3 separate regions of the Mus musculus genome follow, and regions 1 and 3 are each linked to region 2. Evidence: chromatin loops called from intact Hi-C (ENCODE). Cell type or tissue: heart. All regions are shown on one strand. Each heading gives the region's core, and the rest is flanking DNA. Links, peaks and the distances in the headings are about the cores only.

What was found. Hi-C counts contacts between places; a loop is a spot of excess contacts. Peaks named below come from ENCODE experiments on the same cell type or tissue, not always from the same donor. Only the 100,000 strongest peaks of a DNase experiment are listed, where the experiment ranks them.
Region 1: it touches region 2 in a loop (4-fold over the local background); 7 of 42 quality-filtered maps call a loop at or near these places.
Region 3: it touches region 2 in a loop (11-fold over the local background); 7 of 42 quality-filtered maps call a loop at or near these places.

What each region holds. Positions count from the first base shown.
Region 1 is chr14:30,999,561-31,003,433 of GRCm38, reverse strand. It overlaps Spcs1 (signal peptidase complex subunit 1 homolog (S. cerevisiae)), which reads left to right and starts at 1,768. Exons shown (of 4, transcript NM_026911.3): 1 at 1,768-2,229; 2 at 2,531-2,590; 3 at 2,670-2,756; 4 at 3,212-3,608. The coding sequence starts at 2,017. The coding sequence ends at 3,337. Glt8d1 (glycosyltransferase 8 domain containing 1) reads right to left here and starts at 2,001. Exons shown (of 10, transcript NM_029626.2): 1 at 1,437-2,001. In heart, for the core only: a CTCF peak has its summit at 2,417; DNase peaks (open chromatin) are centred at 1,793 and 2,033; H3K4me3 peaks cover 2,295 bases; H3K27ac peaks cover 1,539 bases.
Region 2 is chr14:30,949,512-30,953,384 of GRCm38, reverse strand. Nek4 (NIMA (never in mitosis gene a)-related expressed kinase 4) reads right to left here and starts at 2,008. Exons shown (of 15, transcript NM_011849.3): 1 at 1,667-2,008. The coding sequence starts at 1,759. It overlaps Gm41121 (a long non-coding RNA gene), which reads left to right and starts at 1,951. Exons shown (of 2, transcript XR_874490.3): 1 at 1,951-2,183; 2 at 2,298-2,953. In heart, for the core only: a CTCF peak has its summit at 1,985; a DNase peak (open chromatin) is centred at 1,964; H3K4me3 peaks cover 1,710 bases; H3K27ac peaks cover 1,300 bases.
Region 3 is chr14:31,017,037-31,020,909 of GRCm38, reverse strand. It overlaps Gnl3 (guanine nucleotide binding protein-like 3 (nucleolar)), which reads left to right and starts at 1,779. Exons shown (of 15, transcript NM_153547.6): 1 at 1,779-1,981; 2 at 3,044-3,102; 3 at 3,497-3,634; 4 at 3,743-3,853. The coding sequence starts at 1,969. Pbrm1 (polybromo 1) reads right to left here and starts at 1,772. Exons shown (of 33, transcript NM_001081251.1): 1 at 1,617-1,772. RefSeq lists an enhancer at 1,041-1,069. In heart, for the core only: CTCF peaks have their summits at 1,785 and 2,906 (motif pointing left); a DNase peak (open chromatin) is centred at 1,799; H3K4me3 peaks cover 2,500 bases; H3K27ac peaks cover 2,500 bases.

The DNA.
Region 1 (3,873 bases), core at 920-3,419, 50 kb before region 2:
AGTTATGGAATGATCGCATGTGTGCATCTGTGAGCTGTGAATCTAAGTTCCACAGAAACAAGGAGTTAAATGAAAATGTAATTCTACTGCTGTATCCTGTCACCTAAGGCCATCCCTTCCAGAAATGCAGCAAGCATGTGACATTTGTGGAACAGTCCTGGATTTGCTAATCCAGGAGGAGTCCAGATCTCCAATAAAGAAGAGCTCTTACTGCAATCTTAATCATCACTAACATTAAATTCCAGAATATGGAAAAGCATGAGATTCCTATGGAGCTGTTGGGTCAAAAGGAACAAGGCAAAACCATTTTGTTTTTCCATCTTTTTATAGTTCAAATACTATATGGTCTGTAAAACAAACTCCCGTCCTATGAAGTGCACTGGTAGAGATACAACCCTGAGGAATGAGAGCCTATTCATATGTACTAAGGAAAGTGTAGGGAAGGAGAAAAGAAAAAAGACCCTTGAAGATTGTTGTAGTCTTTCATTGTACTGGCTCTAAGGTCCGAAGTGTCAAGGGGGTCTGTACTTTTCTGAATGGTGTCAAAGCACAAGAACACTTGGACATTTTCACACACTTAACTGGCTATGCCCCACTTGTCTTTCACGATCAGGAAACGTCCCCAAAGCCCAGGTTACACTTTCCAGAGCTCTATCACATAGGTGCTTTCCCCCCGCAGCTAATTCAATAGTCACATTACTGGAGTGATGTGGACATCTTCCTTGACACACTCCAAGTTTCCAAGTTCTAAGTCACAACTGTGCTAATCAAAATTAACTAACTAACTAATGGGTTGGTAGCTCCATGGATGTGTAGATGCTGGCATCGGCTACTCACCTCCCAGTCTAGAGTGTCTAGCATCTCGCCATCTGTGCCTGACTGCATGCACAGCAGAGTCCACAGAGGCAGCGGGCCCCAGAGGATGGGATCCCCAGAATGGTCTGTCTGAATTCGGCACCCCATCTAGCTCAGTCATGAGGGAAGGGCTCACGCTTTGAAATACACAACCCTTGAAAGACAGGGTTAAGGGAACCCCTTGGCTGGTCTTTTTTTTTTTTTTTTTTTGGTTTTTCGAGACGGGTTTTCTCTGTATAGCCCTGGCTGTCCTGGAGCTCACTTTGTAGACCAGGCTGGCCTCGAACTCAGAAATCCACCTGCCTCTGCCTCCCGAGTGCTGGGATTAAAGGCGTGCGCCACCACGCCCGGCCCTTGGCTGGTCTTTACCAAGAGGGACTGGCCTGGGAATGAGCCATGGAAACCGGCAACCAAAAAGTTAGGCCGAATTTGGGACCCTCTACATAGGGGCACGGAAGCTCAATCCACGAGATGTGGGGCGACTTGGGCCTCGCAGCTCTTCTCCGAGGCAGTCTCCTTTCCCTGGAGAATGTGGCTTCGTTATCTTCCCTAACTCTAGAGATCATTAGTAGCCTCCTTACGCTTAGGAGTGATGGGGACGTGGTGAGGCGCTCCGGGGATCCCGCCACGCACTGACAGGTCAGGTTAGAGCCGCGTCAGACGAATCGTCGCCTTCCGAGGCTGGGCGCAGTCGCCCTTACCTGCGCTGGGAGGAGTGGCCGCCGCCCACGCCCCAGCCCGCCCCGCCAGCTCAGCGCTCGCTCCGCAGGCCCCAGGCCCCGGCCCACCGCCGGGCCGTCCGCGTCCGCTGCTCTCTGGCCGTGGCCCACTGGCCGGCGAGCTCTGCAGCAGCCACGTAGGGCCACAACCCCTAGTTTGACTGTGCCTCCCTCTGCCAGAAAGCCAGGCGCAGCAGGCGCCACGGGGCAGCCCCGTCGCCCGGGTCCTCCCCGAGTAAAGGCCGTCGCTATGGAGACGTGGAGCGCGCCGGCGGCCGTTAAACTGGGGAGGCGCAGCCCGCAAGTGATTCCTGCCGCAATTACAGCTCCGGGCGGCCAGGAGCGCTGACCGGTGCACGATGCTCCGGCCAGGTCGCTGCCCCAGCCCTCGTGAGCAGTGTACAGGGTTCTAGGAAAGCTAAGAGACGTACCTCCCTTGTCGATGGCGCGGGGCGGGGCCAGGGGTTGTCCGTGCCCCTCGGAGACATCCGCTTCCGGGGCCACGGCCGAAGTGAAACGCTCGGCTGGTCGGCCTTGCTCTCGATATCGACCCCCGCAAACTTTACTCCTTAATAATCGGCTACGTCCGTTTCGTTGTCGGTATCGGTCTTCAGCAACCATGCTGGAACACCTGAGTTCGCTGCCCACCCAGATGGTGAGGGCGCGCGTCCCCGATCCCCCGCACTTCTCTTTGGAGCCTAGCGACTTCTAAGCCCCTCACCCTCACCGGAGCCACTCCTAAGATTGGCTTCACTTTCCCTTCTCTTCCCCAGAATAGATCCCCTTTCCCGTGGTCTGTTAAGATGCCCAAGTTTCCCTGGGAAATTACATGTTTGCTTCCTTACTCTCGGGCCCTCCTGGTGTTGAATGCTGCCTTATGCCAACGCTGAGTTCCCTACGAGAATTGCAGTCCTTTGGCAGTAGGACCAACTCGTCCTCTTCTTTTTCGTCCCTAGGATTACAAGGGGCAGAAACTAGCTGAACAGATGTTTCAGGGGATCATTCTTTTTTCTGCAGTAAGTATTGCATTACTTTTAATTCTTAACCCCGCCTCTCTTGGTTTGAGTGCATTTTATATACTTTGTTTCTTTTCAGATAGTTGGGTTTATCTACGGGTACGTGGCTGAACAGTTTGGGTGGACTGTCTACATAGTTATGGCCGGATTTGCTTTCTCCTGTTTGGTAAGCTATTTGTGGTATTTGCGTATTAGCAGTAGCGTAAGTTTTCTGACTCAGGAGACTTGGTTGGACCTACCAGTGAGAACCAGAATCACCTCTTTGTTCGTCTTTCCCATTAATGTTTCTGTTCTCTATTATTTGAAAAGTAGAATGTTAAGTTGTGTCCGATGGCCTGCGCTACATAAAGGTGTAGAGCTTTCTAATTGTCTTTTGCATCTCCTCTAGGCAGTAAAATGAATATGCCAGGGGCTTCGCTTTGCTCACGCAGCCTTCATATTTCTTTTAGTTCTTAAAACTTGTATGTGTAAACACTTAAGGCTTGTTCTCACTCCCTGACATATTTTGTCTCATTAGTTTGTTAATCTTTAGCATGGTGGTTATTTGGGGATCAGACATACTAAATGATCATTTAGACCTTGAATGGAAATAAATGCTACCTTTTCTCTGTTCTGATCTAGCTGACACTTCCTCCATGGCCTATCTACCGCCGCCATCCCCTAAAGTGGTTACCTGTTCAAGACTTAGGCACAGAAGACAAGAAATCAGGGGACAGAAAAATTAAGAGGCATGCTAAAAATAACTGATTGGGACTTTCATGATTCAGCACCTGCTTTTGTTTCCTGTGAGATGAGCTGAATTGCTTTCATAAGCAAAACATGAGCTTAAACCGCCTATGTTCTTATAGCACAGCTGTGTCGAGATCTAATTGTCATGGCTTCATTTCTAATCCAAATGTATTTTAAGTTATGACTATTTTATACCATCTCTTCATAAGCTTGTTATGGAGAACAGGAGATACAAGTATGCAATGCTTCTTTCCCGTGTGTATAATGAATAAACACTTCATAACTTGTACTACATTTGTTTTCTTTTTGCAGTGGGTTCTCACTATGTAGACTATGCTGTCTCCAAGTTCAAAATCCTGCCCTACCTTCCCAAAGTGCTGGGAATACAGGCATATGCTACCACGCCTGGCATATGGAAAGCCCTAATTTATTTATTTATTCATTTAAAGATTTATTTATTATTACACATAAGTACACTGTATGACTGTAGCTGTCTTCAGACATGCCAGAAGAGGATGTCAGATCCCATTAGGGGTGGTTGTGAGCCACCATTT
Region 2 (3,873 bases), core at 425-2,924:
AAGGCCAGGGCCTTGCATGTGTGAGATAAGTTCTCTACGACTGACATCCGTCGGACCTGAGCCCACTCCAGGCCACAGTCGAGCAATCCACCCTTTCCTCTGCGTTTTATGACTTCTTTGACTCTGCGATCCCAACCACTTTGAAGGTTAAGGCAGAAGGGTCACTTATGCCCAGAACTTTGAAGCCCAACATGGACAACATAGTGATACGCTATCTCAAAAAAAGTATTACCAATGATTAAAAAGTGAACCTAACATACTATTAGACCAATTAAAGAGAGAGAAACTCCTTAATCTCTAAATTCTCCCTATAAACAAGCATTAAGAGAAAGCTTAAATGTGTATCTGTGAACTGAATAGGTGTATGGGACACATTAGATACTCATGACCCAATAAAGTTAAAGCATCATTGGTCCTCCACATAGGATGCCCTTCCCATTAAAAATAAAACCCTTTACAATCTACTATACTGCTCTCAAGCATCTCAAAGACCATGTACCCACTCCTTCAACAAACACATATATAAATGTTTCCTGAAGTGCAAATTACTGTTCAAAATGAAGGGTTATTGTTATAGCTAAACTCTCACTCTTAGCACAAATGTCCCATAGTTCCCTGGGGTGCCTACTCAATTAGCCTATGTGAAAGCTTGTGTTCTAGGCAGAGAATCTAGCATATGACACAAGGAGTGGGTCCTATACTTGAGGGGTGGCGGCTCTCTCAGCTTGTTGCTGCCACTGGCTTGGTAGAACTAAGAACTATGAAACATCGCTCATCAGTTTCATAATTGTGCCTGTTTGTGCACAACATTCTATGGCCACCCTGATAGCAAAGAATACTGAAGAACTGGTTCATTAGACTCTGGGTGATGGCATAAAGTAATTTACATAAAGGAGTAACATCAGATTTGAGTTTAAGAAAGATGTCTGCAAACCGGGCGGTGGTGGCGCATGTCTTTAATCCCAGCACTTGGGAGGCAGAGGCAGGCAGATTTCTGAGTTCGAGGCCAGCCTGGTCTACAAAGTGAGTTCCAGGACAGCCAGAACTATACAGAGTAACCCTGTCTCCAAACAAACAAACAAAAAGAAAGAAAGAAAGAAAGAAAGAAAGAAAGATGACTGCAGTAGAAGAGACAGGTTAGAGGGGAAAAAAAAGCAGGCAGCAGGAACTAGTTGGGGAGTGGGCATTTAGCCAGAAAGACTGGTGGCCTGTACTAGGGTGGAGATGCCGGTTTGACCTAGTGACAGGAATAGAACCAGCGTTGGGGACATTAAAGGTAATTGTTACCAGCTTAGGAAACTGCATGGCTGGTCAAGCTACTCACTGAAATAGGGTCCATGAGAAAGTGCTGGCGAGAAGATGCTGAGATGAGTTTTTAAGGAGTACAAACTACACAAGAGACAGGGCTTGCACGGTGGCCCTGAACTAGGCTTTGGGAACACATGGCCCCTGTTCTCAAGAAAATTTCAGGTGACAGGAGGTTTGCAGATAAAGAAAACTAATACCGAAGAATAGACAAAATCCGGGGCTCCTATTATAGGGGAAGTTGAGAAGCTGACCTCTTATCTGAGAAGAGTCCCTGCCCATCACTCCGGGCCTGTACATTTGAGGATGCCCTAGACGTATCCCTTCCCTCATCGCCCCGGCCAGGTCCCAAGTCCCCGACCTGCTTGCCGTCTCGCCGATGCTTCACGAGCGTCACCTCCCCGTAACTACCCCTGCCCACGACCCGCATGTAGCAGTATGCGGCCTGGGGCATGTTCCCGAAGGAGGCCTACAGTCGGGAAGCTGTGGCAGCGGCGCGTAAGGCTGCGGGAGGCCCCGCTCATGCCAGACGGGAGGTGAAGTACTCCATAAACGCGGCCCACCGCGGGCAGGAGCTTCGAGGCCCGGCCCACCCGGACGCCGCTACCATAGCGATACTGGCGGGGTAGTCCTGCGCATGCTCAGAGTTGGAAGACGCGCCATAGAGTCGACCTAGCGGTGGCCAGAGCTGCTCCTCGTGCTTGGGGGAGGACCTACCATCGAGCCGTCGCGGAAGCGGCCAGAGCGGTTCGGCAGCCCCGGAGGACCTGCCATAGAGCTTCGCTCCTGGAAGGCCAGAGCGACTCCCGAGCCGCACTTCCTGCGTTTTGGTTCTACATTTGCTCATTGAATCCTTTCTGGTTCTAAGCGAGTTACGCGTATGGTTCATTCGTTCTACAAATATTAACCGGCTATGTGCTTGGCTCACATTCAGTTAAAAGAGTGGCCAACTCTAGGCTTCACCAATGATGTTTGCTCTATTTGTTTTGTAGCGTGTCAGTATTCGGCCTGCCGTTTTGGTGCATTTGGTGAAGACGTCAATACACTTCATCCCTCAAAGTTTCAGCCTGCTTTACTGAGACTGGCAAAGATCTCTCACAGAATGATTGCAAACCCACCATCCTGAAAGGCTTGCCAGAACTTCACATGCTGCTTCCACGGAGCACCAAGGCCCCCTTTTAACGCCTGTCTGTGAATGCACAAGGCTGCGAAAAGAGCTACCTGCCTTGCCTGAAGAATTTACTTTTAAACAGGCGCACAGTTACTCATTATCCCTCTGTCCCGTTGAGATATATATGCATATGTCTTCTACAAGCCAGAAATGTTTTCCTCCAGGACAGAAAGCCCTTCCTTTGAAATGTAAATCATCAAAAAATTTTGGCGTCTGTTTCCCATTTTGTGTGGGAAGATATAATCCCATCTTCTATAATTGCCAACTAGTAAATTGTAATTGCTTTTACAATGACCAACTGTTATTATTTATTATTATTATTATGTTACTGTTGTTGAGATAAGATCTTCCTCTACAGCTCATCTTGCAATCCTACTCTTGTGTGTTGAGTTTACAGCCATGTAATAGTAACATGCTCCCAAACCTTTGTAATTTTTTTCATTTTTCTAAGGAATTCCGTTTCTCATTTCTCTATTTTCCTATTTTCCCTTCATTGTTTGTTGGTGCGTGTGTGAGTGTGCGTGTGTGTGTGTGTGTGTGTGTGTGTTTGTGTGCACGCGTGCGAGCGCGTGTCTTAGAAGAGGTCTCATGTCACCATGTAATCCAGGGTTTTAGAGATCGGCCTGGCTCCGCCTTGAGTGTAGAATTATAGGTGTGTGCCCCCATGCCCAGCCCTCATTCTCGTCTTAAAAGGCCCAGTTACCTCTGCACAGTTGAATGAAGCGCAACTTTCCCTGCTACTGTCAATAGTTACTACACAGCAGTCTGCCCCCTCTGCTCTAGCAAATGTTTGCTTTTGTTTATCTTTAGCAATATCACTAACTAGAATTCAATATTTATTTAAGGTTCCACTTTGTTTGGTTTTCTTTCTTCCTTCCTTCCTTCCTTTCTTTTTTTTTTTTTTTAAAGATTTATTATACGTAAGTACACTGTAGCTGTCTTCAGACACACCAGAAGAGGGCGCCAGATCTTGTTACAGATGGTTGTAAGCCACCATGTGGTTGCTGGGAATTAAACTCAGGACCTCTGGAAGAGTAGTCAGTGCTCTTAATTGCTGAGCCATCTCTCCAGCCCCTTGTTTGGTTTTCTTATGGAGAAGAAATTGGCATTCCGAAGAAATGTGCTGATCTTAAATGTGTAACAAGAGCATCTTGGCAGATGAAGTCACTCAAATATATTAAGATATAAACCAAGGGATATGGAAAAATTAGAACCCTATGTGTTGTGTTTATAAAAAGATAGAGAGAATATGTTTTGGTGGAGTGTAATCAGGCATGAGGGAAGGGGGTGTCTCCACAGGCCCATGCTGAGGCATCCCTGTCCCCTCCCTCCCCCAGGGACTAGCCACACGATGGTATAGTATAGAATAGAGTTTATTCAGGGCATGGAGAGGAGAG
Region 3 (3,873 bases), core at 575-3,074, 67 kb before region 2:
TCTCCTTTTCTTTTTGCAACAGGGTCTCATCCATACCATATTAGTCTTGAACTCAGGGCTTGAATTTCTGAGCCTCCTGCCTCCACATGCTAAATGCTGGGATAGCATGTACCACCATGTCCAGTTTATGTAGTATACGGACCTGAACCCAGTGCTTCACAAATATACCAGATTCTCTACCAACTCAACTACAGTTCAACCCAACTATCTTTCCCATAAATGGAGTGATATAAAAATGAAGAGGTAACCAAGTCAGCACTCTCTTTCATGATGTCTGATGTCTTCCTAACAGTCTACTAGACGGGTCTATAGCATGGGGATTTGGGGAATGCACTAGTACTTGAGCTACGTTTCACACTCTAAGGTGCATCTGCACATACAGGTGTTACTGTTTTAATCCCAAACATGTCTTCAGCAGTTACTATCCTCACTTCCCCCACCCTCCAGCAGTGGCACACGCCTGTAAACCCAGCATTCAGGAGACTGAGGCGGGTGATCCAGAAGTCTGAGGTAAATCTAGCAGCAAAGTAAGGCCACTTCAAAGATAAACGAGGATACTTTCCAATCTTTCATTTTGGATCTTAAAAACTACTAAAGCAAAAGCTATGTTCCTCAACATCTGGAATCCAATATGCTTCTGAATTACTTTGGGGGGAAAAGCCTACTACCAAATGGGTTAAGAAAGAAACGTATAACCACTTTTTTGTTTTAATGGCAGGTCTCACTATGTAACCCAAGTACACTGGAACTTGCGATACTCCCAACTCAAGAGCTAGAACAGGTGTTTTCTACTGTGCCTGGCTCCTACAGTAAGTTTTGAAAAGTTTGGATTAAGATAGCATATTCCACCATACGCTTCTATAGTTAGTCCTCGAATTCCTACATCCGGTCTATTGTGTATTTGTCATTTGTTTTCCAGGAATTTTATATTTTTGTCCCCCCTTTGATATCAAATTTTCTTAAAATAAGACTCACTTCTTCAGAAAACAAAATTTTGAAACGGAAAATACTTTTAAAACCAGAAAATACAGTTTACAAAAACTCAACTCGTCGTGACGGTACAAATGAGAAGCTTAAGTACCTAGCCTGTAAATAAGTAAGTCTCTCTGACAAAAACAAAAAAATATTCCGTTTGGGCGATCATTGGGAAAGAAAAAAACAAAAACAAAAACTCAATAGGGAGTTTTTTGCCGAACGCACAAGAAACCAAAAAAAAAAAAAAAAAAAAAAAAAAAAAAAAAAAAAAAAAGAGGCCTTGAGAGGCGGAGGAAAAGAAGAGTTCGCCCGACCTGTCACTGGTTCTGGGGCTAAAGGAAACGTTGACAGCTTTGAAGGCGGCCCGCGACGGGCGGGAAAGAGCAGCGAAGGGAGTTTCCGGGCCCTGCTCTGCCTTTGTCCCGGCGGCAGGTGCGGCCGGGCTGCTGGGCCCTGTCCCGAGGCCCCGCCGCCGTGCCGTGCCGCGCCCCGCCCCGCGCCCTGCCCGACCAGCGCGTCCGCACCACGGGGCGGGGCCTCCGCCGCGACTCCCGCCCGCCCGCCCGCCCGCCCGGGCCGACACAAAGGCCCGGCAGCCGGCCGAGGAGGGGCGGCCCCGCCCGCCCCGGGCCCGGCCTTACCCCGCCGCTCCGCCGCCTGCAGCCCCGGCTGCGGTCCCCGACCGCCGAGCCCCGCCCCGTGGCCGCCACGGCTGCTAGCGCTCCTCTGGCCGCGGCCGTCTCTCCGGCACCCGCCGCCCTCACCGCCCTCACCCCTCCCAGTGCTGCCGTAAATCCAACCTGTGGCCGCCAGGCGAGCCCGGCTCGGCGCGACAGTGTATGTGTGTGCGCGCGCACTCGGCCCGGCCCCGACACACTTTCCGGCAGGTCCTGGAGCGCGTGACGTTGAACCGCAGTTCCAGTTCGCACGTGGCGCCCGAGAAGTCGTGGTGATCCCGAGACCTCCTCTGCTCCTGAAGCGTCCGCGGCCAGGATGAAGAGGCCTAGTGAGTGGGGTCGGGAGCGAAACGCGCGGGTGGTGCTTTGTGGCTGGAGGGAGAGGACTCTCCATAGGCCATTGATGAGTTCCGCGTAGATCTGATGCTTAGAAGGCCCAGACCCAAATTTGGCCTGTTGTATAGCAGGAGAGCTAAGCCCTTGAGAGGAAAACCGAGCCAGATTTCTGTGATTAACGTGTTTGAGCCTCTTTTCGAGCCTGCCGTTTTCCTAGAACTATTCAGAACCATGGTCTTTCGGCCTTGGTGGCACGCGCCCTAATCATGTACACGAAGGATGACGCAGTAAGATAGAAAGTTTGCAGCCAGCCTGGGCTGTATACTGAAACCATGGCTTAAAAATTAAAAAAAGAGCCTGGCCGTGTTGGCGCACGCCTTTAATCCCAGCACTTGGGAGGCAGAGGCAGGCGAATTTCTGAGATCGAGGCCAGCCTGGTCTACCAGGACAGCCAGGGCTACACAGAGAAACCCTGTCTCGAAAAAATAAAAATAAAGAAAGAAACCTTGATATTTGTAGTGCTTTCCTCTAGAAGCTGCTTCCATTGTGGGTCCACCGAGTCGAATTGACTGGCGTTGTGGTGTGATTTCCATTAAATACCCTGCATAACTTTGCAGGGACGGTTGAGGCAAGATCTATGTTGCCCGGGATAGCCTTATTGTTGTAGGCCCCCATGGCCTGATAAAACAATCTCTTGAGGGCCAGGAATATGGCTATAAACACTTGCCACTAAGCCTTACTGTCAAGAGTTCAAACTCATATGATAGGTAGAACTGACTCCTGGAAATTGCTTTCAGACCTACACACAAAATAAGTAAATGAAACATTTTGGGTATGGAGTGAAGACCCAGGGTTGTCCCAGCCCACGTGGCAGCTCCATGCTGTCTGTAGAAGGACAAGTGATGAAGCCCTCTTGTGGCTTCCTTTGCAAGAACACTACATGCACGTGGTTGGTCTGCTGACAAGAGAGGGCAAAACATCCATATAGGTGATGTGAGAAATTTAAAACACTCACTGCTCATGTGTGCAGTCTTTCTCTTTCTTTGTTTTGGCAGAGTTAAAGAAAGCGAGTAAACGTATGACCTGCCATAAGCGATATAAAATTCAAAAAAAGGTAAGTGTTCTGTGAGGCCCATAGCAAGTGGGGTGCTAACATGGCTTTCTTCATCTCTGTGGGGAAGGCTCTTGTCATGGTATAGGATTGGACAGACTGCAGCTGTGGGAAAGTACAGGGTAAACGAAAGCCTCAAGCTAGCACACTGGCATCTTTACAGAGAGCTGCAACACTTTTCTGTTTTTTGTGTACATGTTAATTCCCTGTATAGTTCCAGTTGAAGTTCTGCTTTTCTAGGGTGCTTCACATCCATTATAAATTGCGGATAGGCTGGCTTGTTCCCTAAGTTCTCAGTGCTTATGTATTTTTGTAGGGCGAGTTGTTTCTTTTGTATTAATACTGAGGATTGAACCAAGGCAAGTGCCTTCCGACCTCATAGAGCTGTTTTTAATAGGTCCGAGAACATCATCGAAAATTAAGGAAGGAAGCTAAAAAACGGGGTCACAAGAAGCCTAGGAAGGACCCAGGTGTTCCAAATAGTGCTCCCTTTAAAGAGGCTCTTCTTCGTGAAGCTGAACTAAGGAAACAGCAGGTAATTTTTGCTGGCTGAAAGCTCCAGTAGAATGATATATGTGGTTTCCAAAGCAATACACTGCCACCAGTCACTCGCTCATTCCTCTCTTTCACGTCTCTGACACAGCTTGAAGAACTAAAACAGCAGCAGAAACTTGATAGGCAAAAAGAGCAAGAAAGGAAAAGAAAACTTGAAGTTAGCCCTGGTGATGAGCAGTCTAATGTGGAAACTAGGGAGGTAAGGTTATCTTTCCTTAA